2 separate regions of the Homo sapiens genome follow, and region 1 is linked to region 2. A link is a loop called in an ENCODE intact Hi-C map of the cell type or tissue named here. Cell type or tissue: heart right ventricle. All regions are shown on one strand. Links, peaks and the distances in the headings refer to the core of each region. The heading gives the core; the rest is flanking DNA.

Evidence for each region. Peaks named below come from ENCODE experiments on the same cell type or tissue, not always from the same donor. Only the 100,000 strongest peaks of a DNase experiment are listed, where the experiment ranks them.
Region 1: it touches region 2 in a loop (9-fold over the local background); 8 of 110 quality-filtered maps call a loop at or near these places.

What each region holds. Positions count from the first base shown.
Region 1 is chr16:83,246,833-83,249,753 of GRCh38, forward strand. The region is part of intron 5 of CDH13 (cadherin 13); the gene reads left to right. Among named protein-coding and RNA genes, the nearest start is that of CDH13-AS1, 150 kb to the right of the region's middle. In heart right ventricle, for the core only: no CTCF peak of the experiment used is centred there; a DNase peak (open chromatin) is centred at 1,313.
Region 2 is chr16:83,355,036-83,357,956 of GRCh38, forward strand. All of the region lies in intron 6 of CDH13 (cadherin 13), which reads left to right. Among named protein-coding and RNA genes, the nearest start is that of CDH13-AS1, 43 kb to the right of the region's middle. In heart right ventricle, for the core only: a CTCF peak has its summit at 1,396; no DNase peak of the experiment used is centred there.

The sequences.
Region 1 (2,921 bases), core at 182-2,681, 110 kb before region 2:
TTCTTCAGTTCTCCTTTCCCTTCTACTCCAGTCCTTACAAGTGACATCTTCTGTTCCTGCATGCTAAAATGCCCGTGACTTCTCTAATGCAGCTCTCTGCCTTGGTGCCTTTGCGTATCCATCTCTACTGAGGAACTGGGATGACTTCAGCATCCGGGGTAGATGCCTGGCATGAACCAGAAAGGATATCAGATTAGATCTGTAGGTGATGGTGAGAATGGATACAGGACTGTTTCAGTCAAGTACCTACCTCTAAACAGGAGGGCACTGTGGATTTTAGGATTGGAGATCATTGGTACCTGTGCCATCCTGGGGAGGTGGGAAGAACCAGTTCACAGATCTAGTTTTGAGCAAAGGAACATGGGGTTTTAGCAGGTCATTTAGTGTAAGCCCACTAGAAGGAGGCATGTGGTGTGGGGTCCAGGACAGGCTGTGAGTACATGTTCTGCACCAGACATAATTTACATGGAGGCTTGGGGAGAATAAGCTTCCAGGTGAGGAACTCAGTGGCTGAGTTGCAAAGAGCTGGAAATGAGAGAAGCAAGCTTAATGACTTTGTACGTGCTTCAGTTTAGTGCATATCCCACTCTTGTGTCCTAATCCAGTTATTTTTATTTCTGCTGAACTCTGTACATCCTGAGGATGAAGCCCATGCTGTCACCACTTTTTTTTTAATTAACAGTGTCTGTTAAACATGCATGTGATTCAGAATTAGATATCACTCCCCACCCTCATGAAATCCTCTTTAAATACTTGATTTATTATTTATTTTCCACTAGAATACTTCTGGATTTTTCATGAAGCCTGAGGGAAAATGAGAAGTTATTATCTACATCATTTTTCACTGTTTTAATGTTAATCATTGATACAGGAATTGGCTTTCACCATCTTGGAGTCCACCCCACCTATAATTAATTATAAATCCTTTCAGTGGACAAACCAATAACACTTCTATATTGAACCAGGAACCAGAGAGCCTAAATGCATCCCCTGGATATCATCTAGTGAGTCAGAGGCACAGAACAAAATGTGCTTCCAAAGGACAGATGATTCTTCAAAGAGAGCTACTGTTCTTTAAATGTCACCCATGTGTTAGAGCCTTTTGTTCCGCTCTGTTTCTGCACGCTCCATTTCTGAAGTCCAGGAAGCCCCAGGCTGTTGAGTGGAAAGAGTAGAAAGGCGAGAGTGAGAAGGCAAGATGAATCTGGAGGGGAAGATTCATGTTTTCTGATTTCTGAGGGTCCCTCCTGATCAGCGGGGTGCTAATGAGATCAGAGACAGGGGATGTGAACACCACGGGAACCTGCTGGCTTTCTTCCACTCACAGCGCCAGAATGTTCCCACCAGCTGGGACAAAGCACAGGGAGAGCATCAAGGAGGGGATGAAAAAAGAGATCAGGAAGGAAGAGAATAGTGTGCATGAGCTCACGCGTGGGTGAGAAGAAGGAGAAACAGAGGCAGGGGGGTACATAAAAATCCTACCCTCTAGCTATGTCCTTCAGGAGCGGGTCTATCTGTTGTTGTTTGCTACTTTTCCTATGCTCTTGGGAGCTTATCAGAAACTTCCCCTAGATCAGCAGCCGCAAATCAGCAGCAGGAAGCCCTGTCACATGCAGGTGTCATTGTATCATCATAAAAATTACTTCCCAGGGTTAGTAACTTAAAATGAAAGTCAGGCTCAAGGGTCATCAGGTAGTTAGTAGATCAAGAAGATTTCTACAATGTAGTACATCTCTTTTCTCTTGGCTTCTGTGATACTAAGTTTCCTGGTTCCGTTTCTGTCTCTCAGAATACTTTTCCCCTAAAGGTGTAAAGTTCTCTCCTTCATGTACTTCTCTTTCATGAACTTCTCTCCTTCTAATCTTAACTGAGCCTTCTCCAAGTTCCTTCCCTATCTCATTATCTTCCATTTCTCATTATGTTCCCTCACAATCTTAACCACACCCGTAGCTTCACCCATCACTTTCTGCAGGAAATTGCCTGTCTACCACAGAACTCTCCCCTGGAATTTAGTGTAGGCAATTGTCCACTTGAATCATCCTCAAATGTGATGTGATGTGATCTTCCCCTTGGTGCATATCCAAACTGAACTCAACACTTAACTCGTGCCCTGAATTTTGGCAAGGAAGTTATCACCAGCTTTCACTCTTTGAGTGCATAACCTTTCACTCTGTTTCTTATACTCAGGGACTGTAGTGTGTGTTGCAGTCTCTTATCTGACTCTCAGAAATAACTTTGAGTAGAGCAGTACTACTAAAACACAAATTCACCAACTTTTCTCTGCTGGACCTTCATGTCGTTCTCCCTGAGTGAGTCCCTTTTGCAAGTTATTAATATATGTCACACAGAGCCTGTTTCTCATATTTATTGACCAGACTAAGGAGAGAACATCGTACCCTCTAACCCAGTGGTTGGCACGCTTGAGCCAGCTCATACCAGCTTTCGTGAGACCGTTGTTAATGTCTCTTTCTCACTCTGTCTTCACTGTAGCTTGATATCAGCCATGGCAGGATTGTCTTCACCATGGCAATGGGCAACACCAAGGATTGTCTTACTTCTTCACAGAGCTGGTGGTTAAGTTACAGCAGATAACTGCCCCACCACACCCATTATGTCCTGTGCAGTTATCGATGATATTAACTTTCTCTGCTTGAGGCACTCTGATAAAACTTCACTGATTTATCTCATTTAATCCCAATAGCTACTTCATGAGAAAGGTGCCATCATTCTATCTGTTTTACAGGTAAGGCAAATGGGCACTCAGAGAGGTAAGATCTGACACCGTGTGTCTGAGAGCAGGTCCATGCCATCGAAGTAGATTTGTAGCAGAAACCTGGCTGGGGGTATTTTTCCCCATATTAGGGATATGTCTGTCTCCAATTCATGTCCATTCTAAGACAATGCTACTGGTAACTGTGATG
Region 2 (2,921 bases), core at 210-2,709:
CATTTTGATTACATTTTAAACTTAGTAGGAAGCCCTTGGGTGGTTTTAAGCGAGGAAATAGATATGATTTTACTGCTGAAAAATGACTTGTGCTATTCTGTGGAGAGAGAAATAGGGAAACAAGGCATTTCAATGTTCTAGGCATGAGAAAACCATGGCAGCTACGGAGATGGAGAGAAGAGATCACATAAAATTTTTACAGCAAGTGTGTGACAAATCGGAAAATTCTAAATATTGAGTCATTTTATGATGCCAGCTTATTATAACTGATGCCATCTATGTGGAATTACAATAATACTGTAAGCCTTAATAGGTTTATAAATTTTCTGCAAGTATAAACCAGAATCTACCTTCAGTTCTCTTTCTCAGCAACACAGTTAAGACCAGGAGAACTGAATGGTTTTCTCTTCATCCTTCAACTTCCAACATTTAGCAGAGTCCCAGGCACAAATTATCCACCCAATAAATTCCACTGGATGAACAAATGGCTCCAAAGGCCAGAAAGCCTGAATCCCGATAAACTGTTTTTTAATTCAATTTTTAAATAAATGGTTGTATTTATTGAAAATGTATTCATTCTTTCAACAAATACCTTTAGAGTACCTGCCGTATACCAGGTATGCTGTTTAATGAGGATGGGGTTGGAGGGGGTGAATGCATGAAACAGAATGGATGCTGACTCTGTAGAGCTTGCAGACGAAAGAGGAAGTCAGTAAATAAAGCATCACTGTTACACAGGGGAACGTCAGTTTTCAACTGCTACACAGGGGAGCATCTCTCTAGGATTAAGGGAGGGAGATGATGCCTGTCCCAGGGTAACACAGCAGTGGTAATCAGCTGTATATTTTTCTAGCACTATTATGTACTGGATACTGGTCCAGGTTCCACACCTACCTTTTAAAGCAGTCCTTACAAACGTTTGACAATTGAGGAAACAGACACTCAGGGAGGTTAGGTGACTCCGCCGTGGTCACACAGCTGGTGGGTGATGAAGCTCAGATCGAAACTCAGACCTGTATGACTCTAATTCTTGTGCTTTTTCATTTCATCCCCATCCACAACACCCACTGTCCTTTAACTATTTCACCCGTGATGATGTTGCAAGTAATTCCAAAGTTGCTACCTTAAATGTAAGAGAGCATTTTCTTACACAGATGAGTGAGTTTATTTATTTTCATGTGTGTGTGTGTGTGTGTGTGTGTGTGTGTGTGTGTGTGTGTGTGTGTGTGTAGATGAGAAAGAGAAAGAGAAAACCACCAACCTTCCTTAGTCATTTTATAGTAGCCCAGCTTGCCAGGTAACTCCACGCAGCCCATCCTTACTGGTGGTAACCTCAAATAAAGCCAGATTCTCCCCCTAGCGGTAGTTTGAGAGATGCTCAACAACTCGAAGATTCATAAAGCATGCTGAGCCATCCATCAGTCAAGACAGGCCACAAATGTCAGAAAAGATTGATAATCAGCAGGGAGCTTGATAAAGCAGCTTTTACTGCAGCACCCTTGCTCTAAGACTCCCATCCCTTCTGAGAACGCAGTCTAGAGCTGCTGCTTCCATTTATCTATACAAATACCTTTGAATCACTTCACCTTAATATATATATACAGTAAGATTTTTTTAAAGCCCTGAATAATTTATGTATAGAATCACCTCCCTTCTTAACCAAATGGAAGAGATTCAGTATGCTAAGTTCAATGGGAAGAGGGTATATAAAATCCCTTTCAAGTATATGTCTTATAAAATATAGGTCATGAATTGAGTTTTTCAGTATCAAAGAAAAAAAGTTTAATAGACTTACAGCTTTCTTGCTTTAATTATGGGTGCATTTTTTAAAAACCAAGTATAGTACCCAAGCTATTTTATTATTCAGAAGACTGGCTCTTTTCAAAGAAGTGTCAAAAGTTTGGTTTGGGGAATTCTTGTGTTTTCTTTCTTGCTCCAGTTTTCCACTTTTCTTTAGTGTGTCACCATCTTTATCTCCTATGATACTAGTTTATAAAAGGCTTCTAACATGGATGCCTTCCTCTTGGAAGTGGGTTGGGGTTCGTGTTTCTATAGTCAAGCTCTGTATCCTTAAAAAAAGGCCTGCTTTTCAGAATGATGGAGGACCTCGCTGGCCTGTTTCCCTGGCCCATCACATCCAGACTCCAGAGCTGCTTTGCCATCTGTTCCTCTCCTTCCTTCTCATTTCTGCAATTTTACCCTCTATCTAGCTGAAGAGGTTCTATGCTTGTTGGCTCACACTAAAGTCATAAGCCAGGGCTAGAGGGGATGACTTGAATAGTAACATGTGTGTACATATACGTGTGTATGTGTCTGTACATTCACATACACACACATGAAATCAGCTTCGGTCTGTGATGCACCATTCAAAAATGTCTGCGTAGATTTTCACTAGCTTTGGAAACCACGTTTGATGTGGTTTAACTGGAAATATTGACCCACGCAACTAAAACTCAGGTAACCCAAGAGACTACTACTGCTGGCAGAGTCGTGTTTGCTGATTTCAGACACCATGGAGCAGTGGTCCAAGTTTGAATGATTTTGTTCCCAGGAGACACTTTGGGTTCCACACTGGGGAAGAAGAGGGTACAACTGGCATCGAGCGGGCCAAGGTCAAGGACTGGTAAACATACGTCAATGCATAGAACGGCCTCCACAGCAAAGAATCATTTGCCTCAAAATGTCAGTAGTGCCAATGTTTCTCCCTAAATGGAGAAAATGTGGAGTTTTAGTTATAAAGCCCAAATGTAAAGTTGGCAGGAGAGATGCTACAAATTGTAGGCATTGGTTGGTACCTTTTTATAGTGAGCCACAGGAACCCATTCCTCTAAGCAGGATCAATGGACATGGAGCTCGTTTTAACAGTGAGCATTTTGCGAGTGGGAGATGTTGCCAGGCCCTCTGCTGAGGGCTTCCTGTGT